4 separate regions of the Mus musculus genome follow, and all the other regions are linked to region 2. The links are chromatin loops, found by intact Hi-C in ENCODE. Cell type or tissue: gastrocnemius. All regions are shown on one strand. Region 1 holds the start of Gm31843 (a long non-coding RNA gene). Region 2 holds the start of Gm31898 (a long non-coding RNA gene). Region 3 has its middle 26 kb from the start of Thap1. Region 4 has its middle 33 kb from the start of Gm31784.

Evidence for each region. A loop is a pair of places that touch in the nucleus more often than their neighbours do. Peaks named below come from ENCODE experiments on the same cell type or tissue, not always from the same donor. Only the 100,000 strongest peaks of a DNase experiment are listed, where the experiment ranks them.
Region 1: it touches region 2 in a loop (3-fold over the local background); 14 of 42 quality-filtered maps call a loop at or near these places.
Region 3: it touches region 2 in a loop (23-fold over the local background); 16 of 42 quality-filtered maps call a loop at or near these places.
Region 4: a loop joins it to region 2, with 11 times the contacts of the local background. A loop is called at or near these places in 13 of 42 quality-filtered maps.

The regions. Positions count from the first base shown.
Region 1 is chr8:26,377,183-26,385,182 of GRCm38, reverse strand. It overlaps Gm31843 (a long non-coding RNA gene), which reads right to left and starts at 3,437. Exons shown (of 3, transcript XR_378836.2): 1 at 3,030-3,437. In gastrocnemius, a CTCF peak has its summit at 4,296 (motif pointing left); DNase peaks (open chromatin) are centred at 758 and 4,298; H3K27ac peaks cover 1,148 bases.
Region 2 is chr8:26,438,415-26,446,414 of GRCm38, reverse strand. It overlaps Gm31898 (a long non-coding RNA gene), which reads left to right and starts at 7,001. Exons shown (of 6, transcript XR_378838.4): 1 at 7,001-7,266. In gastrocnemius, a CTCF peak has its summit at 3,115 (motif pointing right); DNase peaks (open chromatin) are centred at 3,135, 4,570 and 4,993; H3K4me3 peaks cover 210 bases; H3K27ac peaks cover 1,140 bases.
Region 3 is chr8:26,180,570-26,188,569 of GRCm38, reverse strand. No RefSeq gene overlaps it. Among named protein-coding and RNA genes, the nearest start is that of Thap1, 26 kb to the right of the region's middle. In gastrocnemius, a CTCF peak has its summit at 4,198 (motif pointing left); a DNase peak (open chromatin) is centred at 4,181; H3K4me3 peaks cover 556 bases; H3K27ac peaks cover 391 bases.
Region 4 is chr8:26,341,229-26,349,228 of GRCm38, reverse strand. No RefSeq gene overlaps it. Among named protein-coding and RNA genes, the nearest start is that of Gm31784, 33 kb to the right of the region's middle. In gastrocnemius, a CTCF peak has its summit at 3,957 (motif pointing left); a DNase peak (open chromatin) is centred at 3,956.

The DNA of each region.
Region 1 (8,000 bases), 61 kb after region 2:
ATTCACATTCTGAATTGTTTAAGACTTTCCTGGCTGTGTCTCCTCTGCCCCCCTCTCCCCTTTCCCCTTTAATTCTTTTTTACACCGGGTAAAGAAGCACGAGGGAAATGTAGTTAAAATTCAAACGGCTTCCCCTTTATCATTACCATGAATCAACACAATAAATGAGCCCCTTCAGAGCTCGGTAATAAGAATTTGATAAATCATCAGCCAAAAATTAACTAGATGTCAAAACAATCTTTGGGAAGTGTGATGGATTAGGGGTGATAGCAGCAATTAATCTCCCAGCTTGAGTTCACCAGACAGACACAATGTAGGGAGATGGATTGGGGGGTGGGGGGTGGGAGGGATGGGGGTCCTTGCAAGGTCAGGACACTGCTGCAAAGAGGGGATAGGGAGGAGAGAGAGAGAGAGAGAGAGAGAGAGAGAGAGAGAGAGAGAGAATGAATGAGGAGGAGGAGGGAGAGGAGGAGGAGGAGAGAAGAGAGAAATCTTGATCCAAGAAGTCCTCTGAGTCTGCAACTGCAGGCACCCAGCAGCCTAGCCAGAGGTCAGTGGATGCCTTTGAAAAGCCCTGTCTCCAGCTGCTCTCTGATGAGCCAAACTCCTTCCCTCTCCTGCTAATAAATGCCACAAGTCTGTTCATAGAGCTTCCCGTGGGCAGAGACACCTTGAAGGGCTGCATTTAGTAAAGCCAGGCAGGGTGGCACCTTGTAAACTCCAGCCTGGAGGAAGGAGGTCAGAAAAGGGAGGAGTGGCTTGTGGGCGGGACTGAGCTATAACTGGCTCAGAAATGCAAGGCCTAGAGACCTCAGGGCCCAACTGGGGAGCAGGGATGGCCACGTGCACAGAGGAGGAGGGGCCCCTTCAAGCACCAATCTCATAAATCTCTCTTTTGGATGTGACTGCCTTTTTTGGTTCTATTTATTTGGCCGATTTAAAAAAACAAAAAACAAAAAACAAAAAAAACAGGGTTTGTATTATTGGAAGAAATAAAAATTGGCAGAGAACTTAGAAAGGGCCCTTGTGTTTCCCTCCCAGCCTGGGAACCTCGAGTTGGTCTCAACTTGAAATGTAGGGGGAATGGTGGCTGGGAAGGGACAAGTTTGGGATCAGGAAGTAGGAGAAAGACACTCAAAGCATTCCTCAGCCAGGCAGAGCATGTGAACCTTTCCTATTAAGGAAAGTGACCGAGTCCTGTGTAATGGCTACAGTATTGTCAGGCATTGGGGCCTGAGAGCTGTTGCACACACCACCCCTCCTCAACTCCTACCCCTACCCCCCCCCCCCACACACACACACATACACAGAGTTCTTGCTGAAAAAAAAAAAAAAAATCCCTGTAGGGTTTATGTGATGGGATATTTGTTGCCACCCCTGCTAACAATGGTTGGTACTTATTGGCTTTATAATAATCACAAAGCAATACTAATGCTCGGTAACTACCTAAAGCTTTCTGTTTATAAAGCTCTGTTGAAGCCCAAGGTCTAACTCGGGGTACTTGACATGCTACACTGATTCCCAGTTCACAACACAGAACTAGGGCTGATCCTAGCTAATACAGCAATGTGGTGGTGTATTTCAGTCCCTCCATTTGCAGAGAAGGTAAACTGGCAGAAGGGTTCAGTGGTCGGAGAAAGCAAGCTTCCCCTGGCATTATGGGTTAGGTCTAATCCCTATGAACACCGGGTTCCAGCTGGGCTGCTAGCACTGTTTTCTGAGGTTGTGGGGCCTAGGGATGGAGGTAGGTCCAGCACTGGTTCCAATCTGCTTCCTGCTCAGCTAAAGTATGGGGAGATGTTCTTTAAGCTCCTGCTGCCTTGGACCGTGTGGTTCTCTGAGACCACGCCCCCTTTGCCAAGATAGCCCCTCTCGTGCATTGTGAGCCCTCAAGTTGATGCGGTCCAGCATGTAAAAGTAGCACAGCCAGTGTTCAGAAAACACACACACACATACACAAACACACCTAACACCCAGGCACACACACATACCTGCGCATAACACATACAAACATACACACACATAACACACACACATCTAACATAAACATACGCCTAACATACACACACAAACATACACACACACCTAATACACAGACACACACATACACGCATGTAACATATACAAACATACACCTAACACACACATCTAACATACACACACCGAACACGCACATATACACCCAAAACACACACCTAATACACTAACACACACACATACATTCATGTAACACACACACACATACACACACATACATACAACTAACACACACACACATACCTAACGCATACATACATCTAACACACATATACACACACATCTAACACACAACTAACACATAGGTACACACAACACATGCACAAGCACACATACACTAATACACTCAGGGACACCAAAAGAACCTTCTGAGTCCTCAGATCATTCACTTATCGTCCTCTCAACTTGCTTCAGACACACAGGCAGCTTCCTAGTCCTCACACCCAAGGCGCAAGCTCTACCCACAGTCCTTGCACAAGCTCCTCCCATGGCGCAAGCTCCACCCACAGTCCTTGCACAAGCTCCTCCCACGGTGCAAGCTCCACCCACAGTCCTTCTACAAGCTCCTCCCATGGCACAAGCTCCACCCACAGTCCTTCTACAAGCTCCTCCCATGGCACAAGCTCCACCCACAGTCCTTGCTCAAGCTTCTCCCCGAAGCTTTTTATACCGCATAGAGAATCCAAGCTAACTCCTTTCCATCTTTGCTAACAACACGTCACCTTCTGGGTGAGATCTTCACCCTTAGCACCTGCTTCCCACCTCTCCTTTCTTTGCTCCCTTTTTATGTAGCGCGTTCAGTCCCACTCGACAGATATTTGCATGTCTTCATATCTGTCCCTCCCTGAGGATGTCGGCTCCCTCAGAAAACTGCATTCTCTCCTCTTCCATTTTGTTCCCTACTGCGTGCTGAAAGCCTAGGATCACATCTGGAATAACAGGTGCCCCGTGCATCTTTGTGAGAGAAAGCAAGCTTTCTGCTATGTACCCACCTCCTGGGGTTGTCTGATCCTTGGGCCTCAGTATTTGGCTGAGAAGCAGGTTTAAAAGCATGAGCAGCATAGCCTAGCCAACCTTCAGACTGAAGGCTGTTTGGATCACTGGAGGGAAGCTGAGCTGAGATGGTGGGAGGAGGGGGGGAGCTTGTGCGCAAAGGAGGCAGGAACCCAGCTACTGTAACACTCAATCAGAGGATGTAGGGATCGCGAAGCTTTGAGCTCCATCATTAAATTACACACTGTGGAAATGGAGCAAAAATCACATAAAATAAGCCCAGGAGCGGACCTGGAAATGGCTGAACCGAATCTCAGCACTGGGTCTCAGAGTTCTTCTGCCCTGAGAAACTTAACAGAACTGTCGAGGAATAGGCAGTTCTAAAACTGTCTAAAATCATGACTGAACTGCCTTCCCTTCCCTTCCTCCCAACCCTCCTTCCTTCCCTCCCTTCTTCTCTTCCACACTCCTCCTCCCCTTTTTACCTTTCTTTCTCTCTTTAATTCTCTTTTTGTGATGAGGTTTCATTATGTAGCCCAGGCTGGCTTCAAACTCACAGCAACTCTTCTGCCTTAGCCATCTGGGGTTACAGGCTCCCATGACCGCACCCCAGACACCAGAGTTTACCACAGGCACTTTCTTTTCCTCGTCCTATCCACGGAATGCATTTTGGGACTAGACTGAGGCATAGAAGGCTGTGCAGCTCAGTAGACCATAAAAACAAATTCTTAGAGACTGACTCTTTCTTTCCCTCCCTTCCTCCTTCTCTCCCTCCCTCTCTCTATCTTCCTCCCTCCCTCCTTCCCTCCCTCTTTCTCTCCTTACCTCTCTCTCTCCCCCTTCCTTCTTTCCTCCCTCCCTCCCTCCTTCTCTCTCTCCCTCTCTTCTTTCCTCCTTCCCACCCTCTTTCCCTCCCACCTCTCTGTTTCTATCTCCCTCCCTCCTCCTCTCCCTTCCTCACTTCTTCTCTCCCTCCCTCCTTTTCTCCCTCCCTCCTTGTCAATGGTTCCTACCACAGGGGATAAAATGTATTACTAAGAACAAACAAATGGCTGCATATTTAAGTATATCAAGCCTTAAGCATTTTTGGCTTCATATTTTAAGTGCTATTCACTATTTGAGAATTTTAAAAGATGAGCCATGTGATATTGCTTTATGTAAGAGTAATAAACTAACTTGAACTAGAGTTGCTAGGGTCTGACCTACTGTGCACAAATCTAAGCCTGTTCTCTTCTTTCTCCATCCTGTGCTGCGTAGCGCCCTCTGCTGTCAGAAAGAAGTATGGTAAATGTTTGAGTTAACTGCCAAGAGCCCATGTAAGCTGTTTCCTTCTCTTCCTGAACTGACTTTGGTGCAAATATTAACTGTCACCCTGTGAGGTTCTGCATTTTACTAAGTTCTCTAAGTGGCTGTCATTTCATATTCCACCAGTTTAGAGAAAGTTGTTAGTGCAGGTTGATCCCTGTTTTCTTCTATTCCTCGCTCCAAAGCTTCCTGCAGCCCAACTAACAAGAAAGGTAGACAGAAGAACAGGAAAATTCAGGGAAGATGAACCATAATTCATAAAGAGGACTTCAGGACGAACTATGGTTTTGGAAAATTCCCTATTTAATTCTGGCTGAGCTCCATAGATAAGTCCCAGGGTAATGCACACATGCAGAGATGATAGGGGGCCTTGCAAGAGTGTTCATTCTATCCTTCCATGGTGTGGGTCCAGGGGGTGGAACTCAGGCTGTCAGTCTTGACAGAAAATGCACTGATCTCTTAAGCCATATCTTGGGCCCATTAAAAAATATTTTTAAAAGTTATTTCATCTTAAGATGAAGTATAGAAGTTACAGGGACTTTGGAACTCAGAGTTCTGCTTAAAACTGTAGAGCTGGCCTCCTGGATTAATTATGTTGGCTTCAGTTTCCAGATATAAGAAGAAGCAGAAGAAGAAGGGGGAGGGGATGGGGGAGAAGGAGAAATAGGAGGAAGAAGAGGAAGGAAGAGGAAGTGGAGGAGGAGAAGAAGAGGAGGAAGAGGAGGAGGAGAAAAAAAAGAAAAGAAAAGCAATCTACCCCCACAGGATTATTCTGAAGATAACTGAGAAGACAAAACTATAATTCCTATTAAAGAATAAACGTCACTTAAATACACTTTAAAGATCTGTCTTTTGTGTGCCATTCTAATTCCAAATAAGCAAGAGAAGATGGGGGCAGGGCAGGGAGACAGCCATTGGGGCACCTGAGATTTGTGTTGTTTTACATATTGCTGCTACTAAGACTGTGAACCAGGGGAACATCCAACCGAATTACCCCAAACTGTACAGCCCCTCACTAAAATGTAACACACCCACTCAAGGGACAGGTAAGGGATTTCCGGGAAAGAGTCATGAGAATCCAGATTTAACAATGTTTTGCAAAATTATTCTTGACTCACAGGTAAACATCAGAAATAAGTGATATGATCTCAATAAGCCAAGACATCAAATGCCTGTGCTTTTATTTCCCATGGCTGAGGAGTTAGAGCATCTTCTACACCTACTATAGCAGTGTGGTTGCCAGCATCCCCCTTCTGCTAACCCATGGGGATCAAATGGTACTTCCTGTCCAGCACACAGAAAAGGGAAACCTGTTCCTGCCTCCTGAAGATACTGTTACAGAACAGGATGCATCCTCTTTGGAAGATTTTTGATCAAACATTCTAATACATATGACAAAACACCAAGAGGTTCTTTCCATGGAAGTTGAAGATCTCTAAATGTGTGCCATCTTATGTTCCCAGTTTGGGTGACCAGAGATATTTGCTGGTACCTAGAAATGGGGTTTAAGTTCAGTCATTTTATTGTCTTGAATCTTAGAGTTCTCTGAGATGTCAACATTTTCTACTAGAGTTGTCAGGCCTTGGTAATTAAGACACTTCAGTCTAGCACTGTCTGGAAAGCCTTCTGAGCTCGGCATAAAATGGGGACTCCCTTTATCAGTAGGGTTTCTCCTTCTCTGACCTTGTCTGGGGAACTCAAAACCCCCATACCCTCTACCTGTGGAATGTCATGCAGGCCTGGTGAAATTACAGGTTAAGCTTCCTTTCTCCTCAATAAGATAAGAAACTAAGAACCGAATCAGCAAGCATCTGAGATTCCTGAAATGCCTCCCCATGCTAATGAGGCATCTCACCTCATACCCTTAGCCTTCAGCCAATGACCTTTGTCCACCCTATATACTCCTACCCCCTTTCCTAAAACTATATAACCCTTGATTAACCCCAAATAAAGTGTATGTGTACAACCTCACCTTAAATAAAGGAATAAACACAAGCTAAGATCATCTTAGAGAGCTCTTTCATTGAAGACTGTCAGAAAAGGCCTTTATCTAAAAGAGCTGTAACACCAAGATCCTCAGAGAAGGCCTTCTCTCTCCCCAACCCCCCTGACACTCACTCCTAGCCAGACCAGGATCCTGCAGACCCCACCTGTTTTGAACTCAGCTTCATCCTTCCAGACTAGTGTCTACACACCCTGAGAGGGGGGAAGTAGAAGATGTGTAACCACAACTAGACCCCCAAAACACATTACAAGAATCATGGAAATAAGGTAAAAATGGGTAAATGAGGCAAGGTGGCTTGTTCGCCTCCAGTAGTGTTCACATCTCAACCCTCATTAACCAAAGAAGATGAAAACAGCAGCTAATAGTTGAGAGGGAGTTTTATACCCAGCTGTAATTCTCTGTTGACATATAGTAGAAACATAGGTTTTTGAAAGTGGAGGCTGGAAGTATAATTCAGTGGAAGAACACGTTTTGTTTAATCCCTAATGTCCCAAAAAGAAATTATTTGTGATTAAGTAGGATTACATTGATATAATAAAGACATGGAAAATAGCCATAAAATTGGTTCTTCTATTAGTAAATTAAATCTCCCATATATTAAAAAATATACTTAAGTAAGTCTGTGAGTACACAGTGCATTTCCACTTTTAAGAGGACAACACATGTCTTGTATTGAAATAAAACAAGAATATAGAATTACTTGAATTTAAATTTCTTCTGTACAAACTTTGATGTGACTGTAAACATTATTTATCCAATCTTTGTAACTATTTACTGTGTGTTATGTCTTGTAAAAAGAAGGTATGTGTTAGAGGTGTGTGTATAGAAGCATAACTGGCCACATGATTCCCATGATTATCTAGTTGGAGGCACAAAAGAACAAGATGACCACTGAGCTCTTTTAGGTTAGGGTCTGCATACTTGAAAAGCCAGTCAGTTAGCTAAGTGTGAACCAAATTCATGGAAATGAGGGGAATATTGTGGCATCAGAGGCTTGGCACAGCATAGACCCTCAGACAGATATGTGCGGCAGATAGGGAGCAAACATGTAAAAGAGGTACTGAGGGCATGAACAAAAATCAAAGGTTGGAAATCTGTTGATAGTCTTCTCTACACATTTTACATTCTCATCTTAGGGTGATGGAGACATTTGGCGTACCTGAAGAAGTACAGAAAGCTTTTATTTCCATGAAGTCCTTGTTGCATGATGAGACTTTTCCTGGGGAGATGCAACACACATGCATCTATTTACCCTCTATAGGGAACCCATGACAGGCCAAAAGTATGGACATTATCAAAATTCAGTGTGGGTAACTAATGAGTTTTAATGGGGCTTCTTACAGAAATATGGATGAAGGATTACTTACAGAAGCAGAAATGACTCAAAGACAGCTGCCTCACCAAAACCCATCCAAGCATGGGTGACAGTTCATATAGGCTGTGACCGTGGAGCATACTGCACAGTGTGTAGGCAGTTCAACAGGTTCAAGCGAATATCTTTCAAGTGACTCAGTTGGTCTAAATCTCTTCCAGGCAGCTGGTCTGGTCTCAGTCTTCTCTGCAGCTTGTCTTGTCTGAGAGTGACTCTCATCAGCTTTACCGTTTACTCTTAGGGGTAGCTAGTAAATTTGGTCAGTTTCAGGGACTTCCTGAAGATGTT
Region 2 (8,000 bases):
CACATAAAAAGTTTATTGACAATCCTTTGGGAGTGCGATTGAGTAAGAAAGAGTCATTGCTAATACCATTACAGGAACAGAAGGCAGGAGTCTCAGCCAGTTTCCCCTGTGACCTTTGTGGTTCCTCGAGCAGAGGTTACACAGGGAAGGGTCCTGCTCCACCTCTGTGCTCCTGTAGACCTTCGAGCTGTCCTGCCTGCCTGCTAGAGCCACCATCTTGGCTGGTTTGGTATCTCTTTCCAAGCCTGTCTGGCACTGACCTTGAATTAGCACCTTCAGTTTAGATGGCTCTGCAGTCGCCATTACTGTGCAGGGTCCAGGTTCAGCAAGGGCAGCTGAACAGGGAAAAAAAGAAAAAGAAAAACACTTTGTTATTTTTCCTCTCATGCTTTGTGCTCTATTTTAAAAGTAAAGACAGCAGTGACCATTTGACCCACCAGAGTTCAGCTTTCTCACTTCTAGTCCCCAAGAAAGTGGTCACTGAGAAGTAGGGAGACCCCCTTCCAGGCAAAACTTGCTCACTGGCCTAGAACTGGAAGATCTTTTCCTTCCAGTGGTTTCTGTTGGACAGAAAAGACTGAGATAGAACCTTGCCTCCAGATGTGTCCCTGATGTTTGATATCAGCCTCACCTCTTCCCCATGGCTTAAAGAAAGACAAGTCCCAGGAGACAAGAAAGGCCAAGGAACTAGACTCCCTTTTCTGTGAATTCAAAGAGATGGTAAGTTTTCTCTTGGACAGCACAGCACCGTGTGAATCCTGTGCTGGTATGTCTGTTGGGAACTTCTGAGAGCACAGGGGCCGATCGATCGGACTGCTCCACAGTGTAACATCAGCATTTGCTCTTGCCCAAATAAGCATCCAGTGCCTGTAGACACTGACTGCTCATAACTCCCCGAAACAGAGCCTCGAGCTTTGGGGAAGGATACATTTTACGCTCCAAGGGTTTTTTTGACAACTGAAGTGGGTGTTTTTCCCCCCACTTTCATACACAAAGTTAAAAACCTAGATCAAACATTCTCTATGAGCATAATTTCAAAGTAAATTGTTCAGCTTTCGCTTCTTCCTAAACAAAGTGCCCTGATCTGAAAGTTCCCAGTTTGTCTAGAAGCCACGGTGTGTGTGACAGCTGTTTCTCTGGGCGGTGTTCTGCTCTCGCAGTCTTCAGCTATTCTGACTCCAAAGCTATTCTTGCCTTTTGAGTCACACACAAAAATGATCTACACACACACACACACACACACACACACACACACACACGTGTTCTTATTTCCCCTTTGTTTAAATTTTTCCTTCTTTCTCTAATATCTATACTAAAGACATATATGTCTATAATGTGATTATATAATATAATATTACATATTATGTCTATAATAATAAACATTATTATAGACACATCTAACATATGTCTATTATAACCACTTCAGAAACTTGATTTTTATGCTGTGTTAATTTTTGTGTGGTAGTTTTCACGTTGCCCCTTCCAGAGTCTTTCCTAAGATGGTATTTATTGCTATCAGTTAAAAGTTGGGCAAAACAAGTAGCATATGGAGAGTGGTAGGGACATTTATATATGCTTACATGTTACTTTTTCAACTTTGCAAAATATCTGACAAGTATGCTCCTTAAGGGGAATGTAGCATTACCCCCCCCCAACACACACACACACACGTCCATTTTCTGGACAAGGGAGTGATCCCACTGTGCCTGTAAGGGCTTCAGAAAGTTCTCATGGCCTCTCAGCATTGGCTGGACTGACTTCCAGGTACCCAGTCTCCTGGATGTAGCTCCACACTGACTTCACCCGCTCGGGACATATGATTTGTAGAGACCAGTCTCTTCGTGTGTTTCCACAGTGGTGGTTCAGTTCCACCGTGAGGCTTGCTATCTTGTTAGAAAGGTTATGTCTAAGGGCATAAGACCTTGCAGGGCAGGTCTGGCAGAACAGGGTGCTACCCCCAGCCTCTACAGCAGGAAGCCATTTTGTGAGCACACAAAGGTATACCAAGGTCTATAGAGAAGTTCCTATCTTTCCACTCATTTATCTTTGTACCTGCATGCCCTTCACGATGTAGTGATCTTTCTGAGAAGATTCCCCTTTTCCTGGATACCTTTACAGGCATCCGGAGATCAGTGTGTGGCCGGCTGAGGTCTGCAGGTCTCAATCACTAATAGCCTTAGGTTTGAAAGGAGGACACTTGGGTGGTCCTTGAAACTCATATGCAATACTAATCAACTCCTGAATAAAGCCAGGAGTTTGCCATGTGCTTCTGCAGGCCCTCCAAGTTCAATGCTTTGTGAACAAGTTGGTCAGTAGGTACTAGAACACTCGGCAGGTGCAGACACTGGTCATTAGACAAGAGATCCAAACAGCACCTTACAAGTAGTAAATACCAACGCTAGGACCTGAGATCACACTCAGTGAAGAGAGCCTTTTGCGCTTGCCCTTGGGCCACATGGTTCAAGGCAAGGAAGGTCCTTGAACGTTAGCCAGCTCTAGGCCATGTAGAAGAGAGGAGAGCCTCCCTTTGAGTCCGCTCTACTCTCAGGCCTCACACGCAATTCCCTGAAAGACCTTGATCTCGCAAGACCGCACCAAGGAAACGCTCGATAAGTAGCAAGGCTTTCACTAGACTCGAGTGTGTTTTAGTTGAAAATCTGAAGACTCTGAAAACCTTCAAGATGGAGAAGAAAAGAAGAGAAAAGAAAAGAGAGGAGAAGAGAAGAGAAGAGAGAGAAGAGAGAAGAGAGAAGAGAGAAGAGAGAAGAGAGAAGAGAGGAGAAGAGAAGAGAAGAGAAGAGAAGAGAAGAGAAGAGAAGAGAAGAGAAGAGAAGAGAAGAGAAGAGAAGAGAAGAGAAGAGAAGAGAAGAGCAAGGCAAAGAAAAGAAAAGAAAAGAAAGGAAAGGAAAGGAAAGGAAAGGAAAAGAAAAGAAAAGAAAAGAAAAGAAAAGAAAAGAAAAGAAAAGAAAAGAAAAGAAAAGAAAAGAAAAGAAAAGAAAAGAAAAGAAAAGAAGTTTCTTCAGCATTAGGAACAGTGCATCCTGGCGCATGTGTGGGAATGAACCCCCTGACACTCAGGGATCAAAGGAGCCTTCCTGGTTGGGGTAGTTGTACCACTAGCCACCAGAGGGCAGCAGCGGGTCAGAACAACTGGTGAGAATAGCAGTAAGTTAATTTCTCAGGAAAGGGTTGAGAAATGAAGAGACACCCCAGGGGACTGCTTGGGATTCTTCTCCCAGGCAGATCCATTCTTCAGGGACAGTCTATCTGTCCCCAGACGCTGGGAGCACTGGCTGCTGAAGGCTTGCAGATGCATAGCTGCTGAGAATTGCCTGCCTAGGGAACTGTTCTCGGCCCAAGGTTATATGCCTTCTCCGGGGAGACAAATAATGATTGGCCACTGAAGGAATTGGGGAACTCTGCCTCAGTTTGTGATAACTCCTCAAGGACACGCAAGATCCAAAGTTTCAAGACTGGCTGAGGCTCGAAGTCTTCTAACCAACTCTGTCTTCCTGAAATCATAGGCATGTCTCCAAAAGCCATCTCTTGATGAACATGTCTGGCATTATTAGCCTCCAGGGTCCCCCGGTACAGCAACAACTACTCGACGTGGAGAATCGCAGCCGTTGAACCGAAACCTAGAAATAAAAGACACAGAGTAGGCCGAGGGGGGCTTGGGGGTAGGGTGTAAAATATGTACAATTTATTCACTGACACTTCAGAAGACATTTCCTTTTCTTTCTTCCTTCCTTCCTTCCTTCCTTCCTTCCTTCCTTCCTTCCTTTCTTCCTTCCTTCTTTCCTTTCTTTCTTCCTTCCTTCCTTCTTTTGGCGGGTGCAGGTTAAATGGCACTTGGGCTTGTAAGTCTTTTCTCCAGTGTACCTTCCTTCCCACATGTCCTCACATCATTGGGCTGACAGCGCCTCTCCCCTTCAAAGCCCCACCTAAGCAGCGCTTGCTCTATGTTGGCTGCAGTTGCTGCTGGGGTGGGGTGGTACCCAATTACTAAGCTGGGATCCCATCACACTTACTATGTAGACATAGCCAAAGGAGACCAACAACAACAACAATAAATAAATAAAATAAAATAATGAAATTCTCTGGCTCACTCCCCAATTTCCCTGAAATTGCATCCTGGACCATGTTGGCTTTTGCCTATTTTTTTTTTAAGTCCTCAGTAGGATCTCTTCAAAATAATACAGAGCCTGTGCCTTTCCTTGGCTTAAGTAAGAACCCCTCTATCAAACCTCCCATTGTTAAGGAAAGGGACTCCTACAATCACGAGCTGCAAATCCGGCATTTTGTAGCATGCTCAGAGGCCAGGCCTCCACGGGGAGATGACTGAACGGCCTATGGATTAATGTACTATTATTACATTACTCTTTAAGCTTCAAAGGTCTGCCAGGAGAGCTCAGCTCACTATCTATTCCATGACATTTTAAGAACAAATAATACATTAATATATTTAATTTGAGAATAAACACATACATTACAGGCAGGGGATTTTGTCTATGCTGATAAAGGCACCAGATGACCTTTCCGGAGCAATCCTGGCACGCAGGGCTGGAAGGGGACGTGTTCCAAAAACCAGTTTCTATCCGCTGTAACGTGCAAGCTCTGATGCTTGCTTGACCTGTGAAAAGCTGCAGCTTCCATGTTCTTCGGGGATGGGAGCTGTGGCTATAATTACTCCTCAGACTCTCATCTGCAGAAACACTAAATCTTACTGCCTCAAATTAGCTAATCAATTAAGTGTCAAACCACAAAATGTTGGAGATTTGGGGTTGTGTTTATTCTCTTGGCAGGCACTTCCTCCCTCCGCCTCTTGGACTCCTCTCTCTTCTCCTTGCAGGGGAGCTGGCTTTTAAAAAATGACTGGTCACCCATTGTTTATTTCTGGCTTGTAAGCAAAACACAGTTGAAGTTACATAAGCCCGAAGCCCAGGACTGACTAAATCTACCCTGCAATTGATAGGTTGGCTACTGTTCAAGCCGGGCTGTGTGTTCTCTGGGACCTTTCTTGGGACTAGCTTAAAGGAGAGCGAGGTTGATATGCCAGCCAGCATCTTTTTCAGTGTCTGCCTAGGCTGGCCATTTCGGAGCCAGCATAATTGACTGGGAGTCTTGTTTGTTGCCACGTTACTCTCTCGAGAAGAGAGGAAAGCACAGGCAGTGGGGGGTTTCTAGAATCCTCTGCTCAGAATCGCTATGTTCTCTGTGCTCCTTGACTCTCTCGTAGATGTGTACAGCTCACTACAACATGGGCTTCAGAGATCCAGGCACAAGGCACTCAGGGGCTATGCCCACTCGCATCACTCACACCGTCTGGACCTGGTGTCTGTCCATCCCATAGGCTCTTCTGATGTGACCCCACCAAACACTTCACAGCTTCAGCTTCTTCTTGCCTTCTGCCCAGTTTAGCTACAAAACGGCGCCATCCCTTGAATCTCAAATAGACACAAACAGATGACTAAGCTAATTCTACCTGGGAATGAAGAGTTTAAGAAATGGTCTCAGTACTTAAGGAGCATAGAGTCTCATTGATAGGACAGAGATTTATGTACCTAGCAGTTAAAAGCCACAGGAAAATGCACATATATTTACTAACTGATCTGTGTGCTGTGGGTATATACAAGTCTGAGATGGGGTTATCACCACACTGTCTCTTGGAGACAACACATCATTTAGCTTGATGGGCCAAGAGGCTATTATACCAGCTCCAACAGCAGTCAGTGGACCTGTACTTATCCCTAGCGATGAGTTCTTCCTAAACCTTGGCATCAAGGTGTCCTTCCTCCATGGCACAATGGAAAAAATAATTCGTCATAGTTTGTAATGATTATTTGGAGAAATTAAAAGTTGACAGCACCGTGCTTGTCTGGAAAGATCTTTATTTCATATTTTTATTTGTAATTCTCCTTCTCCACGAAATCTAAATATCTAAAGCCTCTTAATCCAGTCCTGTCACTCCTCTGTGACAGCTACCGAGATTTACTAAAGAGAGGCCATGTTTGCCAAATGTCCATTGCAAACCTGCTTGGTCCAGAAGCACTTCAGGTCTGCACAGTGCCTCAGACAGGAAGGATGTCATACGGTGCCTTGCTCTGGTCAGGGTGGTGTCGGTAGGCTCTTGACTGTCACTGTGGGGCCAGAGAGATTGTGGTGAGCACATCTAAGAGGGATTTCAGACATGCCAGAGGTGATTCCTTAACTTTGGAATTGAGGCACCTAAGGCTGAGAAAAACAGAGGGAACTGACTCAAGAATAATTATTTGTCTGCCCCCAGTTGGGAATGGGCCTCTTGTCTTGGGATTCATGGCTCTTGCTTCTCTGCCCACTAGAGCCGACAGCAGACCTCTGGGTCCGCTTTGTCTCATGAACTTTGAACTTCCATTGTCAAACCTGTGACAAAAGACTGGTGGCTCCAGAGATGAAAAAGCAAATTGTCCTCTTAGACCAGATTCAAGCTCCACTCATGGAGTCACTGGGTCGCCCTGACCTATGGCAGTTGACTCCTGAGGACTAACTGGCATTAGGCAATGAAAAATGGCTGGATTAGGAGTCAGGGAGCTGTATACAAATTTGTTGTTAAGTGCAAGTAACTTGTTCTCTACATGGCTTGAACCATGGGCACAAAAGTGACTTTAGTAAGTTGTGAGACCTGCAGGTTGGTCTTCTACCCATCAGTGAGTGTGGAATAGTATTCAGAAGTATAAATCCTTTTCCCCCACTTCCCTTAGTCAACGTGGGTCTTAATTAAGACCCAAAGTGAGGGGGACAATATTATCATCCCATCAGGGCCTCCTGGTCATCTTATTTGTATCTGTTCTAGTTTAGCCTTGGGTAAGTGTTATTAGACTCAAGCATAAGAGAAGAGGAAAAGGAAAATCTCTTTGACTTTCAGAGGCAACTCACTTGCATCCATGCAGTTTTGTAACTCTTAACCTGCCCTCCTTGCTGGAAGCATCAACAGCAGCAAGAGTCCCCTGAGCCGGGTGTGTCCTCAGGTCTAGAGACTTAATAAGCCAGTCAGCTCCAGGCTTATATGCTGGGTCAGTTTTAACACGTCTGCTGGTCTTCAATTCAGCCTTCATCCCTTTGATTCCCCCTACACACACACACACACACACACACACACACACACACACACACACACACTTCAGTGTCTTTCCATGTAATTTTTTCCCTGAACACAAATAAAAGGCAGCAGAGGAATTCCCGGACGTCAGCGTGCGTCTCTCTCCCTACAAGCCTTGGAGTAAGTGGGTGAGTCGCTCTGCCTTCCTCCTTGTCCGTCCTGTCTGGCAGATACTCTGCTAGGCCGGGCTTTTGTTTCCTGGGGTTATGATTTATGCGAGTGGACCCAGAGCAGGGAAGAGCCGAGTATCAATTTCGCTGGGTTACCGTGTTAAATGACCGATGCATGGATGGTTATTGCTGCCTCGGGAGCAAATGAAAGCCCTTTGCTTCCCTGACACCGCTACCCCCTCCCCCCCCCAACCCCGCCCCCCCCCCCAACTGACGATCAGTTAAAAATGTAAATAAAAAGACCGCACTTTGGAGAGAGTCAGCTCCGGAGGAGGGGGGGAAAATTGCAAAAGCGAAGTTTATTGATCCCCTGGTCAAGATTGATGGTACAATAAGAGCAGGAGGCGAAGAGTGATTTTGCTTTTGAAAACGTTGATGAATAAGCACGGAGGGGCAACAAATAGCTGGGCTCAGCCAGTGATGGACGGTGGCGGAGGAGCAAGATGCATTTTTATAAATGGGTGAAAGGAGAGGAGGACTTATTAAAAAAATGAATGACCACATGTGGCAGGGATATGCCAGTAGGGAGAAGAAAGCCATTGATTTATGTGTACTACTGGCATTTGAAAATTCAATAATAACATTGACAAATGAGAGGCAAACCTGGCCACAGGACAACGCCGAGCCAAGGAATGGAGAAAGAAAATGCCAAGGTCAGAAAGAAGGAACAGAAAAACAAGCATATGTTGAAA
Region 3 (8,000 bases), 260 kb after region 2:
ATACCTACACACGTATGTATAGACCAAGAGACATAAACATATAGACATTCAGTGGATGGGGCTGAGCCCAGATGTCACAATTATTCCTTCCTTCCCTCTGGCTTTTTTTAAAATAACTTCTTAGACAAAAGTACTCTAGAAAATTACCCCATAGATAAAATGTTACACAAAGAGGAAGTTACAAAAGAAGTTGATACTAACTTCAAAGCAGTGTTTCATTCTTTAAGCTCAAAGCAACAGTTTTCACACGACTTTGCTTTATCATAGTGCACACTTGGGTCTTCATCCTTGGGTCCGAGTGAATGTTTTTCCTTGATCACATTTGTCCAAGCCTATTTCTCTTTTTAGTGTAATTGTGAAAATGTATTATACTCCTTATTATTCAGCCTTTATTTACTATTTTCTATGAGGAGTGGGCATATTCTATTCTTGGTTCTAAATTTATTATACCTTTCTCCAAAATAACAAAAATTATCTCTCAAAAGTTTCTTCCTAGAATTATTTGAATCAAATCAGGAATTCTTTAAAATCATTAATTCAAGTTGAGCAGTGGTGACACACACCTTTAATCCCAGAATTTGGGAGGCAGAGGCAGGTGGATTTCTGAGTTCAAGGCCAGCCTGGTCTACAGAGTGAGTTCCAGGACAGTTGGGGCTACACAGAGAAACCCTGTCTCGAAAAGAAAAAATATATATATCATTAATTCATCTAAACAGCATTAATTCATGAAAGTTCATCGTTTATGTTGATTTGCCTGAAATCTGCCCAATAGGGTGGGCTGATGCTCAGGAATCATTAGGCTATGTAATAGTGATAGGAAAAGGCATATCAGCTGCAAGAAGCCATCCTAAGATGAAGTCTCTTGGGACCTTGCCTCTCAGAGCTCACCCATCAGAGGCCATGCAAAAATAGGGGCTACCTCAAGGAAAGTCACTGGCTAGCCTTAATCTCTCCTGGATGGTTCCTGACAGTCAATATTTGCTAAAGCCAAATTTAATAAGCCCTCTACTGAAAACATAATAACTGTCATACTTTGGGAAGTTGTCCTGTGGTATGGTTGTGTGCACATATGTAGGTCTTTGAAAAGAGCAGACTATATGGGACTGGTGATGCTTTTCTTTCTGTGGTGACTATCTGAAGACAGAGACACCGGCTAAAATAGTCCCTTTGCATGCCATCCAATGTAGCCATAGATAGTCAATCCACTCTATACTTCCCGGTGGGTGTAATACACTTCTCACTATTGCCCCAATGTTCTGGATTCCCAAGAGAAAGACACACATACATAGCCTTATATTTTAAATACCTTAAACCACTCAATGGTTGGGCCACTCCCTAACTCCCCGTGGCTAACACACACACCCCTCCGATATTCCTGAGTTAGTATTTACTAAACCTCTAGTTTATCTTTGCTGCCCTGGACCCTGCGGGCAGCCCTCCTGGGGCTACTTTCTCCCTGCACCTACATGTCAGCTGGCTCACCCTGCTGCACCTTTCCAGCACGGTCTGCCTCCTATGCCCTCACTATGGCAGAATCCTCTCTTCCTGCTCCTGGAAAAATCCTAAAAGTCCCGCTTCTGTTTCCCTGCACAGCCATTGGCTGCTGATAACTTTATTAACGGGCCGACTTCCTTTAGTCCTATGTACGCGAACAGGTTTTTGAGTAGCATAATTAGCATAAGAGCACAAGCTGCTATATTACCCCCTCCCTTTTTTGTCCATTAAAAAGGGGCTTTTCGGGGCTGGTGAGATGGCTCAGCTGGTAAGAGCACTGACTGCTCTTCCGAAGGTCCTGAGTTCAAATCCCAGCAACCACATGGTGGCTCACAACCATCTGTACAGATACAGTGTACTCATATCCATAAAATAAATAAATAAATCTTTTTAAAATGGGGGGCTTTTCTTACACTGAACATATTTATAACACTGATGTAAACTATGAAGTATTAATAGTGTTAGACTGGAGGAGAGAGGACAGAAGAGGAGGAGGAAGGGAAGATGAGAAACTGCAAGTAGCAAAGGGTCTCAGAACTGGCAAATAAGTGAGTAAAGCGCTAGATCTGCCCAATCTAGGCACACAGCTTATAAATATAACAACTGGATTGTGTGTGTGCTGTTTTTTGGGGGGGGGGGGTTAAGATTTATTTAATTATATGAGAACACTGTTGCTGTCATTAGACACACCAGAAGAGGGCACCGGATATCATTAGAGATGGTTGTGAGCCACCATGTGGTTGCTAGGAATTGAACTCAGGATCTCTGGGAGAGCAGTCAATGTTCTTAACTGCTGAGCCACCTTTAAAAAAAAGGGGGGGGGGGCTTATTGGGGTTGGAAATTATTGCAACAATTCAATTTTAAGTTTTACATCCTAATTGCCTTTTTAAAAGGAAAGGGGGAAAGTTGAGGACCCCGAACTGTACAGGAACTCCACAGGGAGATCAACAGAGTCGACTAACCTGAACCACCAACCAAAGAGCATACACAGGCTGGACCTAGGCCCTGCCACGCTTATGTAGCAGATGTGCAGCTTGGTCTTCATGTGGGCCCTGAACAGCTGAAGTGAGGCGATCCCCAAAGCTGTTGCCTATCTGTGGGATACATTCTCCTAACTGGGCTGCGTTGCCTGGCCTCAGTGGGAAAAGATGTGTGGAGCCCTGCAGAGACTTGATGTACCAGGGTGGGGAGATACCTGGGGTCGGGGCCTCCACCTTCTCAGGGAGAAGAAGATCAATAACTTTTCTGTTTTATTACAATGGCATCTTAAGAGCTGGAGAGATGGTTCAGCGGTTGAGAGCACTGACTGCTCTTTCAGAGGTCCTGAGTTCAATTCCCAGCAACCACATGGTGGCTCACAACCATCTGTAGTGGGGATCCAATGCCTTCTTCTGGTGTGTCTAAAGATAGTGACAGTGTACTCATATACACGAAATAAATAAATAAACCAAAAAAAATCATTTTAAAAAATCTTAATCTTAATACCACTAACCTCCTAGAATAGGCTACTTTGATCAGAAATCTGATGCCAAGCCACAACCAAACTACCCATATAAAAGGGGAATGTACCATAGTTTTGGAAAAGTCCACTCATGGACGAATACTAGCCTACTTCTTCCTGTTTATGCTCCAAATCCCCAGACAGTCATCTGAGAGGAGTTAAGATAAAATCCTACTGGAATTTCTCCATTTCCATTTTATCTGTATTTCATCCATGAAAAAGAAATGAGATTCTTTGCGCATTTATATATCAATGGGTAATATAATTAACACACATATAAAAATTACTATTGGCCAGGAAAACTTATAATGCTTTTTCCATTATTATTATCTGCTTGCATGCTCTTTTGGACTAACATTTTCATCTAGACCATTAAGACATGCAATCTTATCATCCTTCCAAAGAAACATGGACCCTGCCAAGGACTCAAGCTAGTGGACTGAAGTCACACATCGAAGGGACTGAGGAGTACGGAGAGTGTTCACCACCTAGCTGCCTAACACTCCGTAAAATACACTGCGAACTTCTTCGCAAAGAGCCACCGGTGCGGTTCTACTTTAGAAAGCGGAAGCAACCAAAGAGGACTCAGGGTTGGGAAGCAGTGCAGAGATAATGGCTTACTCGCTTGATGATGACGCTACTGTGACGTCAGAGGTGATGCTCCTCTTTCTCAAACCGTCGCTGCGACCGTAAGCCTTTAAAATTCGTACTGAGCATAGTAAGAGAAGGAGAGACTGGCAGAAACAAAAAAAAAATTCAACGAGCTCAATAAAGATATAATTATCTAAAAGGGAGTAGGAAGGGCATACCATTCATCTGGTTTCAAAACCATGGAATGTTCTATCAGAAACTTTCGCTGATCCAAAGGCAGCGGGGTCATATTGTCATCGGCTGAAGCCTTCCTAAAGGAAGGAAAGGAGGAAGGAAGGAAGGGACAGAAGGACAGACAGGCAGACGGAGGATGGATCTAAACTGAGGTGGAAACACAAAAAGGAAGCACATTCAACTCTATCAACAACTGTCACAACTGTCACACACACACAGGAGTGCAGGTTCCTTTAACCCTACAAGGCTAAGCATTTCCGTCCAGAAAGATGTTTCTTTGGGTCATTAATGGTCTGATTCACACTCCAGTCTCCTCGCTAATCACAGGGACTTGGGAAGCTGAGACTGTCTCGTGGTACTGTGCTGCCATCGTCTGGCATGTTGAAATGACCACGAGCTGGCGCCTGGCTGTTCCTTTTATTGTTGTTGCTATTCTGTTGCTGTTGTTTAACCATTATGCTCTTGTAGAGCATTGAATTATGAATTGCTATATCAGGAAATAGTATTCACGTTCTTTTCGTTGCTAATTATCTTTCTAAACTTTCATTTTTAAGAGGCCTGGTATTTCTTTTTTAATTTTTATTATTACACAAATAGTTCCGTTGTGGGATTTTTTCAAACAAAATTTGTTTTTGTTGTTCCTCTGACCCTGGCCTCGCCTTCTCCGCCCCTACCTCATGCCTACCACACTAGCCTTCTGTCTGTCCGCTCTCATGTCACGGTGTCGCCAACCCCTTTCTTGACACTCTGACTCCCCTGTCCTCATACCTAGTTCTGTAGCCTATTCCCACATTGAAAATTAGGGTCCACATATGAAAGAGGATGTGAGTCTGTCATCCCACACTCGAAATAATAGTTTCTAATAATTCAATGGTACTATATAGAAAGAAATATTTTCCCAAATTCATTCATTGTTCTCCAAATTTCGTGATTGTTTTCCTTCACAGCTGAGTAAAATTCCAGATAGAAGCCACGTTTTCAATTCTGTCTTCCTATTGGTGAGCATCCAAGCAGATTCCATTTCCCTGTCATTGTGAATAGAGCAGCAATAAATATAAATACACAACTGTCTCTGGGGTTCCAGGAGTGGTATAGATAGATCATATAGTTCTATGAATTTATTTTTTGAAGATGCTTCGTGCTGGTTTCCATCATGGCTGGACTTGGTTTATAGTCCGCCCAACTGTGATTAAAAGCCCCTCTTCCCTCACACCCTCTCCAGCATTTCTTGTCATTTGTTTGCTCAACAATAGTTGTTCTGACTGGGATGCATTGAACCTCAAAATGGTTTAAACTTGCGTTTCCGTGATGACTAAGGATGTTTAACATTTCTTAATATAGATAGGAATTTATTTTAAGAAAATAATCACATCACAATGCCATTATAGTTTCACATCCATCCTCATTATAAGATTGATTTTTTAAAGATTTCTGTTGTATAAGATTATATTTAATTGATTATATAGACTATGCACTGTTATTCAAGCATAATAACCCCCTCTTAGAACGGACTAGCTTTATAAGGTTAAATTAAAATAGCATTTACTTGTACTCATTATTTTTCAAAACATAATATTTGCATATCAATGTTTCTGATCTGCATATTTTCAAGGTATGAATATGCCACAAGTTTATACTACTTTGTAGCAATAAGGGTTCTTTTTAGTATCCCTTAAAACACTTGTTCTGTTCTTATAAATTATTCAGCATATATTTTTCATTTTTATTATCATCTGAAAAATGGCCATAACATCAGAACTAGGTTTTTTTTTTAAAAAAATCATTACTATTATCATAATCAGTAATTTAGGATTCAAATACCACCTAATTTTCCCAATTTAGTATCTAATAATAGTAAGTGATAAGCTGAAGTGTTTTGCGATTTCTACAACTTTTAATTCTCTTTATTATAATTTTTATTGAACGTATTCTTTAACAGTTTTATTCACATATATAGTTCATTCCAGTTACCCTATCTCGAACTCTCTCCTCTCTCCCTCCCTCCCTCCACTCTGTCCCGGCCATTTGTGTTTCTTCTTTGAAGAACACTGTTTGCCCTTTCATCCCAGCACTCGGGAAGCAGAAAGAGGAGATTTCTGTGAGTTCAAGGGCAGCCTGGTTTATATAAGAAAATTCCAGGCTAGGGTACAAAGTGAGACCTTGGGGGTACGGGGGTGGGAATTCAGAGACAGAGTCAGAGAGAGATCATATTCGGCAATATAATCTTTTCACAATATTAATTCTGTCAATGCAAGAAAATGGAAGGTCTTTCCATCATCTGATAGCTTCTTTAATTTTAAGCATGTGGGCCCTTGTGGGGGGGAGGGGGAGTGGGGGTTGAAGCTTCCTTGGAGAGGTCTTTCACGAGGTTTATTTCCAGATAGTGTTTTATTTTGTCGTTTGTGGTTTGTTCGGTTGTTGTTGTTTTTTTTTTTTTTTAACTACTGAGAATGGGATTTACTTTTCATTCATTTGTCTATAAGTCTGTCACTGGCATATATGAAAGCTACTAATTTGTATTTACGTTGATTTTTGTATCTTACAGTGTGACTGTGTGTTAAACCTAAGCATTCTGGTAAGGCCTGTAGTTCCCTTGCTTTTAGAGCTGCTGAGAAAAGATCCAACATGGTTCTGACATCCCCTATGTCCGTTGATATATGAGTAATGTATGATGTATGTGAGTTGATATATTATAATCCTTTAGGTCTTCTTTAAATAAAGGAATAAAGGCACAAGGGCAGTAGGAAGCCTTGTGCCCCATGTCTATTCCTAATGTTTGTTTTGCTCAGAGACATAGCCACTGGTTTGTGCCCTGTGTGTCAGGCATGGCATTGAGAGATGTTGGTTGGAGAGATATGATTCATAGATTTTTTTAAAGATTTATTTATTTATTATATGTAAGTACATTGTAGCTGTCTTCAGACACTCCAGAAGAGGGAGTCAGATCTCCTTACGGATGGTTGTGAGCCACCATGTGGTTGCTGGGATTTGAACTCTGGACCTTCGGAAGAGCAGTCGGGTGCTCTTACCCACTGAGCCATCTCACCAGCCCCATAGATTTTTTTTTTTTTTGAGACAGGGTTTCTCTGTGTAACCCTGGCTGTCCTGGAACTCACTCTGTAGACCAGGCTGGCCTCGAACTCAGAAATTCACCTGTCTCTGCCTCACAAGTGCTGGGATTAAAGGCATGCGCCGTCGCCACCTGGCTGATTCATAGATTTTAAAACAAAGGGTATCAGTATTTAAATTATGAAATGAAATAGGCACAAGGAAAGAGAAGTCCAGAATCAGAGGGAATGTGGGCTGGAGGTATGAGAGGCAGCAATGGAGATATTTAGAAATGAAAATGTATGTCCGGGCAGTGGTGGCACATGCCTTTGATCCCAGTACTTGGGAGGCAGAGGCAGGCAGATTTCTGAGTTCAAGGCCAGCCTGGTCTACAGAGTGAGTTCCAGGACAGCCAGGGCTACACAGAGAAACCCTGTCTCGAAAAACGAAGAAGGAGGAGGAAGAGGAGGAGGAGAAGGAGGAGACATAATTTTGTGAGTTAGGAGTTAAAACGCAGTGGGTAACAATTCATATATAAAGTTACAAGTAGGGGGTGGGGTGGGGACATCTTCATGGATACAGGGGAAGGGAGGAGGTATGGGATGTGGAGCAGTCAGGGGTGGACTGGTCAGAGAGTGGACTGGGAAGGGAATAATGAAGGAAGATGAAATATTGTAACTTGTGAATTGTTTAGGAGCCCACTGCCCCAGCCTGAGACTGAGAACAAAGCAAAACAGCCCCCAGGCATGCCAGGGCAGGGCTGTTGTTAAGGCATTCCTAAGAACATCTTGACTGTAAAGATAAAAAGATATGCAAGGACCAGCAGGGCTATATTATCTAAGTCAACACCATCTGGCCGGAACCTCCCCTCTGTCTATTGCCCCTTGACACCAGGTAAAGTCATACATCAACTGGTTGCTATGTGAACAAAGATAAGCCCCCAGCCCACAGGAACAAAGTCCTGATGCCCTTTCTGTTAATGTTTGAATAAGCCAATAGTGTGTCGCTATGCTGAATTCCACACCCCTAAGCCCCTTACCCCATAAAAACCCCTAGCTTTCAAGCCTCGTGGCCGACATCCGTTATCTCCTGTGTGGGATGCATGTGGGTCCGGAGCTCCGTAATTAAACG
Region 4 (8,000 bases), 97 kb after region 2:
TTCGTCTATTTATATCGCAATTGCGGCCAGATTGGTCCATTAGAGTACAATCACCACCAAAACTGGCCCTCTGCATTGTTAGGGTAAAAGCCCTGATTTATAAAATAATAATGGGAATTGCAATCCTGACAGTAAGTAACACAGGAAAATACTGTGCCCGATTCTGAGATTATGCGCAAGGAATAGATTCAGGCTAATAGAATTAAGTCCAGGAGGCCTGGGGCAAGGTCGGGACACTCAGAAATTACTTGCTTTGTCTTTGAGCCACTGGACAATTTACCAGCCCAAGATTCACCAAGGTACAAAAGATGATGATAAAAGACATACTGATTTGGGGTACCGATCCCTAAGACAATTATGGAAGCTTGGAAAATACTGGCTGATACCCACATGCATTAGCCAGTGGTCTGAGCCCATCATGGTAAGAGTTATTTATGTATCAGTCTAGGGCAGCAACTTTCAACCCCTTTGGCAAGCCTGTCTTTCTAAATATTTACATTATAACTCATGATGGTAGCAAAGTCATAGTTACAAAGTAGCAAAGACAATCATTTTACGGTTAGGGGTCACCACAACCTGAGGAACTGTGTTCGAGGGCTGCAGGACTAAAAAGGTTGAGAACCACTGATTTAGGGTCAATATACTCCAAACTGAACCCTTAAATATCTCCCTGCATCTTTGGGATGCTCCGTGACAGTGAAATGGGCAAATAGTTCGAATGTAAATATCTGTTGTGTTTAGAAACATTCTAGTATAACTTGGATATCCCCAGAACCCACATGAAGGCAAGAAAGAACCTCCTCCCAGTGGATGCCCTGCCTCTCCCTCCTCAGGGCTGGGGTCAATGGTGTGTACCTCCACTCCCAGCTTAGACATCTTCTTACCTCACCTTAATCTTTTCCCTGCTCACTGCAGGAGCCTTACGTAAATGTACACACTCAGGTACATTGAGAGGAGAGAGGAGAGACCGCCTAGTGATTGTACACACTTCTGGTATAGAGCAAGAGAGTGGCCCAAAGACCCCCAGGTGACCCCAAATCTGTGGGCATTCTCTGGGATGCATGGATATAAAGGCTGCCTGGGTTCCTGACCCACCTTGAAAGCAGCTCCCTTCCTCTGTGGTCCTGAGGGAGGTCATACCTAAGGTTCATTGCCGGGTTTACTCTGAAAGGCCCCTGCAGCTAGCCTTACCAGACACTCAGAAAAGCCCTTCACGAAGCCAGACAGGACCCTGCCCTTCCACCCTCCGCCACGAAAGGAAGAACTTTTTATACAGTGAGTCTTTGGAATTCCCTTTGCTGCTGCTGGCTTTAGTGGTAGCAATGAGGGGTCAGAATGTCCTGGCCAGGGGAAGAGAGGGACTGGTTGATAGAGTAGCCTTGTGGAGGACTGAGGACTCTGCAGGAGACTTCCTACTGGAAGAAACTTGTGACTAGACTTCACGCCCCATGGTAGAATGATTGGGCTGAGAGAGTGAGCAAGCTCAAGCTGGCCAAGTCAAAGCCAGTCTAAAATCCCTACTATGGCCGGGCAGTGGTGGCGCACGCCTTTAGTCCCAGCACTTGGCAGGCAAAGGCAAGCGGATTTCTGAGTTCGAGGCCAGCCTGGTCTATAGAGTGAGTTCCGGGACAGCCAGGGCTACACAGAAAAACACTTGTTTCAAAAAAAAGAAAAAAAAAATTCCCTACTGTGCCACTCACCAGCTCTGTGAGGTGAAGCAAGCCAGGAATCTCTTGTCCAGGATGGTGATGAGTGGAGAGCCTCCACCACACATCTCTGTGGCTGTCAGCTCCTTCAGGAGTTCTGGAGGCTCGGGTAGCTGACCTTGGCCATGAGGTTCATGGCTCTGGGAAGAGGGTAAGACAAGTGGACTTAGTCCTCTGGGGAGGGGGGGTGTCAGTGGAAGAACTGAGGAGTTCCGAAGTTCCAGAGTACCTCCATCCTACAGATTAGTTCCTAACCACCTTCCTGATGCTGCAGCCCTTAATATAGTTCCTCGTGGTGTAGGGACCCCCAGACCATAGAATTTTTCCCTTGGTACTTCATAAGTGTAATTTTACTACTGTTGTGAGTCGTTATGTTAATATCTAGTATGCAACCCCTGGGAAAGGGTCATTTGACACTCCCTGCCACCAAGAGTTCAAGGCGCACAGGTTAAGAACTGCTGTCATAGACCATTTCAGGATGATCAAAGAGTGGCCCAAAGCTATTAGGTTCTATATATGATCATTGTCATTTCAGCAGATTTATTTTGCTTACTTTTAGACCATTTGACTTTGTGGCTGCCATTTAATGTCATGTGGCTAGTAGCCACTGTCTTGTATAGTATGGCTCCTTAATATGTTAATCCTCAGGAATGCTCTAGAAGGTTGGAGTGACCTTTTTCTCTATCACACACTGTAAATCAAGTCTATCCTGTGAGACACTGGCATCAGACATCCTAGGAGTTTTCTATATTGGACTGGAAGTGGGCTCTTGCCTAGAACATGCAAGGGCCTGAGTTCAATCCACAGCACCATAAAACTAAAATAATCAGCAAAGGCATCCAAGTTTCCTGCATGAAAGAGAACTGAGAACATTTTTTTCAAGGACAGCCAGAGCATCCACATACGGACAGGTGTTCTGATGGATAGTGCCTGCTCCGGAACATTTCAACTCTAGTTTCTGTTTTGAGCATCTTGGTACACTCTTGAGACAAATTCTGCATGTCTCTTATTTAGTCAGGCTAATGGGCCACATTACCCTTGTACTCCTTGTTCCATGCCCACATTTCTTCCTTATAATCGCATCAAAGCCATCACCTTCTCTTAGGAGACACCTTCCCCAGGGTTCTAGGAAAGGCTGGAAACAACCTTCCCGCTTCTGTTTTACTTCACTCTGTCACAGGGTGGTTTCCTGGGCTACTGATGGAAAGGAGGGTTTTCACAGAGGGACCAAAGGATGCCACACACTTCCCCTCTTATAGTAGAAAATTAGAATTGTTAGTTTGGAACCCAGTCACATGGAACAGGAAATATGTCATCAAGACTGGAAGGGTCAGGAAAAGGTTTTAATGAAAAGTAGTATTATTTCTAAAGTAACTTAGTCTTTCATTTATTCCAGAGAAAAGTCCTTGGGGTGTTTAGGAGAAAATGTAGTAAATGATAATGAGGGCCCAGGCCCCCACAAAGGGGCTGTAGATAGTCACCTTAAGGAAACTTCTTCGAGATCCTCCAGCCCTTGACAGTGGTCCAGGCCAGATCTTATTCTTCTTCCAAGTTTAGGCAGGTAGAGACAGCCACCATGATGGCTGAGGGACTTGTGCCTTAAGAAATGTCCAGATAGGTGATCACTTTGATGTGGTCAGCCTGCCCCTCATCTCTTCAGATGTGCAAGCCCTCTGTGGTCTCTGAGCATGTGTGAGCCGAAAGGTCCCCAAACCTCAGGGACAGCTAGGTAGCGTGTTGGTCAGCCTCCTAACCTTGGCTTCAGACCCTGAACCCAAGCTTATGTGGCTACTTTCTGCCAAGAACAGTCAAAGAAAGGAGGAACACACCTCAATGCAAGGATTCCCTGCAAATTAAAGGCACAGAACTCCGGGTTCTGGACTTCCTATATATGACCTCTCTCTGAACATGAAGAAATGAGGCACCTAGTGTTCCACAAAACCAAGATCTAAAATGGTCAATAACTGCAACAGCCTCCCTTGTTATATGGTGCGCTACCCCTTGGCACCGTCTTCTAGTAGGCTGGGGGTCTCATTTTGAATGTCTGGTACAGTCCCTTCTCATTTCGCGGAGCTGCCTTATTATATAAATGCATGGTCCCCATAGTATCTCATTTAACCCTCACTTCCACTTTGTCACCTCCACTGAACAGAAAGGTTAAGTGGCTTAACCAAGTCTTTCAGCAGTAAATAGATTGGGGACTCTGAGCTACTCACCTGGGCAGTGTGAGGTGAAGAATGGGCTGCAGCTCCCCCTGCTGGCCGTCGTGTAGAGCTACAGCTGCCTCATTCACGGATTGTTCCTACCACTCTTCTGTTTCTGCTCCCTGGTCCCTCCCTGGACCTCAGCTTCCTAAGTCCTGCCCCGTATAAAAATGATGGCCTGAAATCCAAACTTTGTTTCCCTCCACCTTATTGCTTATTTTCATCCATTTCATAAACAAGTCTCACCTTTTATCTTGGAGTTGGCTTCAGTCTAGGAACTCTCTGCCTTGGGAGTCCATGTTTTGTTCAGTGGATGACCACATATCCACGCGAATGCGGGCATCACTAGTGGACTCCATCCAGTTATTATTCACAAAGGAATATATATATGTATATATACACATATACACAGACATACACACACATATATATATGTATATATAATATTCTATATATTATGTACATTATATATTATATAATATTATATATTATATATATTAAATATAATTGCTTTCTAGTCCTCTCCCACTCATGAACAGGTTCTGAGAAATATAGGAGACTAGTCAGGGCTGTGAGCTACTTAGACATTGTAGCTGTATTGTCCCTCATGCACAGAATCACTGCCAATCAAGCACAATTCAGTTAAGAAACAAAATCACTTGTCACATAAAAACAGAGAGACAGGGAAGAAGTGTGTTCCATTTAGGTTTTCACTGCTGTGATGAAACACCATGACCAAAAGCAACTTGGGGAGGAAAGGGTTTATGTCGTCTTATATTTCCATTATGAAGGGAAGTCAAGGCAAAAACTCAAGCAGGAGCCTGGAGTTAGGGCTCTACTGGAGCAGAGCGCATGGAGGAGTGATGCTCACATCGCTTGCTCAGTCTGCTCCTATACAACCCAGGACACTGGCGGTGTCCCCAGTGGGCCCTCCCACACCAATTATCACTAAAGAAAATGCGTTATAGATTTTACAGACTAACCTATGGGCATTTTAATGGAAGCATTCTCAACAGAGGGAGAGTCCTCTTCCCAGATGGCTGTGGCTTGTATTAAGTTGATAGAACAACAACAACAACAACAAAAAAAAAAAAAAAAAAAAAAAAACAGGACTGGGAAATAACTCAGTGGATAAAGCATTTGCCAGACAAATGTAAGGACCAGAGTTCAGATCCCTAGAACCCAGACATAGCCAAATGTGGTACAGTGCACCTGTGACTCCGGCATACCTCAGTGAAATGAGAAGGTCCCCCAGAAAGTCACAGCAACGAGCCTGGCGTGTGTGATGAAAAGACACAAGATACCCTGCTTCAAACAGGGTGGGGGAAAAAGGAGCAACATCCAAGGTTGTCCTCTGACCCCATGCTGCCGTAGTGTCTGCACACCTGCACATACACATGTGAACACACACGTGCACACACAGACGTACATATGCCCTGAATACTCTGAGCAACTCGTGCTTAATATCCATCCTGCATGTAATACGGCCGTAAATTATACCTCACTAGACCTAGGTAATGCCTACCATGGAGCAGCGTGGTTGCTTAGTCAGCAAAGGTATTTGTCGGGCTAACGCTACGGCTTGCATACTTATGTCCCTTTGTTTATTAGAATGTAGCTACGCTCTTAAAGGAGAGTGTATGTATTGAAAGCGTACCGCTTATGTTTTGATGCTCATTAGGAAATGAGTGGCGCATTCAAGTGAATTAACAAACCTTGCTTGCAGTGAAAATGTGCACCTACCCCCTGAGCACCAGGAAAACAGAGGCCTGAGGATCAGAGTAAAGGCTGTCCTTGCTGCCAGACCAAGTTTGAGGCCAACCTGGACAACTTGAGGCCCTGACTCAAAGGCTAGACCAGTGGCTCTCAACCCACCATAAAATCATTTTTGTTACTTTTTCATATCTGTGATTTTGCTACTGTTATGATCTATCAGTGTAAATATATATGTTTTCCAGTGGTCTTAGGTGATCTCTTTGAAAGGGTAGTAGTTCGACCCCAAAAGGGGTTGCTACCCCAGGTTAAGTAAGATCTGTTGGGCTAGAACCCAGAACCTCAACTGAGAGAATGCTTCCGTCAGATTGGCCTGTAGACAAGTCTGTGGGGGCATTTCGTGATCTCTAATTGATATGGAAGAGCCCACCCCATTGTGAGCGGGCCATCCCTGTGCAGGAGCTCCTGGGTGCAATAAGAAAGCAAGCTGAGGGCATCAAGATCAGCCATCCAGCCAGCAACTCTCCTCCACGGCCTCTGCTTCAGTTCCTGCCTCCGGATTCCTGCCCTGCTTCAGCTCTTGCCCTGACTTCCCTCAATGACAGACTGTGACCAATCAGGGTCTGTAAGCCAAAGGAACCCTTTCCTCTCCAACTGTCTTTTTGTCATAGTGTTTTATCCCAGAAATAGAAAACAAACCAAGACACTGTGTGTGTGTGTGTGTGTGTGTGTGTGTGTGTGTGTGTGTGTGTGTTAAACAGCCTTCTCCTGTTCGATACCAGTACACTACACAACCTAGTTAGCTAGAATCACACGCTGAACGTGAAGTTCTTGAGACTTATAACTGAGATTTGTATCCTTCAGTCAGCACCATCTAATCCCGCGCCCCTCTTCTACTCTCTGGCAGATGCCATCCTGATTTGTGCATCCTAATTAGCTTGGCTGTTTTAGCTTGCACAAGGAAGCGTGACCAGGAAGTGTTTCACTTTGTGTCTTGAGTTTCTTTCTTCATTAGTTTTCTTATCATATTCTCTTCCAGGTTCATCTCTGATGCTGTCAACCATAGGCTTTCCTCCTCTTAAAATACTACTCCATTGTGTGTCCTTAGTAATAATACACATTTCCCCTTCATTGACAAAAGGTGTTTAGGTCATCCCTTCAGTGGTTATTGTGACCAGCACTGCAGCGAGCATGGCAGCCTAGCTCTCTGCCTCAGTGTCCTTGTCACCTGCATGGCATAGGTCCTCACTAGTGGGACATACAGTAGCTGTAGATGTGAGTTTCTGAGGAGCCTCCATATCACATGCTTTCCCCATTGTCATACATGGGAAGTTTTCTACCATCCATGTGTAGGTTTTACATTTCCCAAATAAATAATGAAAATATTATGTTGGGGGAACATGAATAGTATGAAACTATTTACCCCTAAAAAATTATTAAAGCCTAATTAAACTAATAAGTAAATAAATAATAAAGAGAGAGAGAGAAGAAAAAAGAAAAGAACCCCACTTACATTTTAAAAATGAATAAACTACTAAGGATTAGCTTACTGTCTCAATTTGCTTTCAATTTCTGCGGTAAATACTGACCAAAACCAACTTGGGGAGGAAAGGGTTTATTTGGCTAACAGACTTGCTACAGGCCAATCTGATACAGACATTTTCTCAGTTTTGAGTCCCTCTTCCCAGATGATCCCATTTTGTGTCAAATTGACAAAAAAAAAAAAAAAAAAAAAAAAAAAGTCTAACCAGCACAGCTTGTGAAAGAAGTAAAAGACTTATAGATTGAGACATTAAAACATTAATGAAGAAAATTTTTAAAAAGAAAAGGAAAGACACTCCAACCACGTGGGTTATGCAAGTTTATATTATTAATGTACACATTACCCACGGTGATCTGCAGACTTCTGTAAAACCTATCAGAATACTAATGACTTTACAAAACAGGAATATTTTTAAAATATGTACAGTTCCTACAGAATCATGAAGGAGCCCAAATAGCCAATCTTAAGAAAGATGATCAAAGCTAGAAACATCACATTACCATTCTACCAAAAAAAAAAAAAAAAGTACAGAAAGGGAAAAAAAAACAGCTATTTTAAACCATTGGTACATTAAGAGATAACTCAGAAGTAAATCCACACATCAACAAAGTTGGTGGGGGCGGGCAGTCTCTTCAACAAATAATGCTGGGGGGGATTTGATAGAAGTAAAGGAATAAAAGGGAAAATCCTGACCCATACTGAATATTAAAGTAAACTCAAATTTGAATTCAAATGGAAACCTGATTGAATTTCATTGAATTTGGTTGAAACTCTTGTAATGCATAATTACAGAATGTTACTGGTCCAGCATAATAGTCATAGCCTGAGGATTGA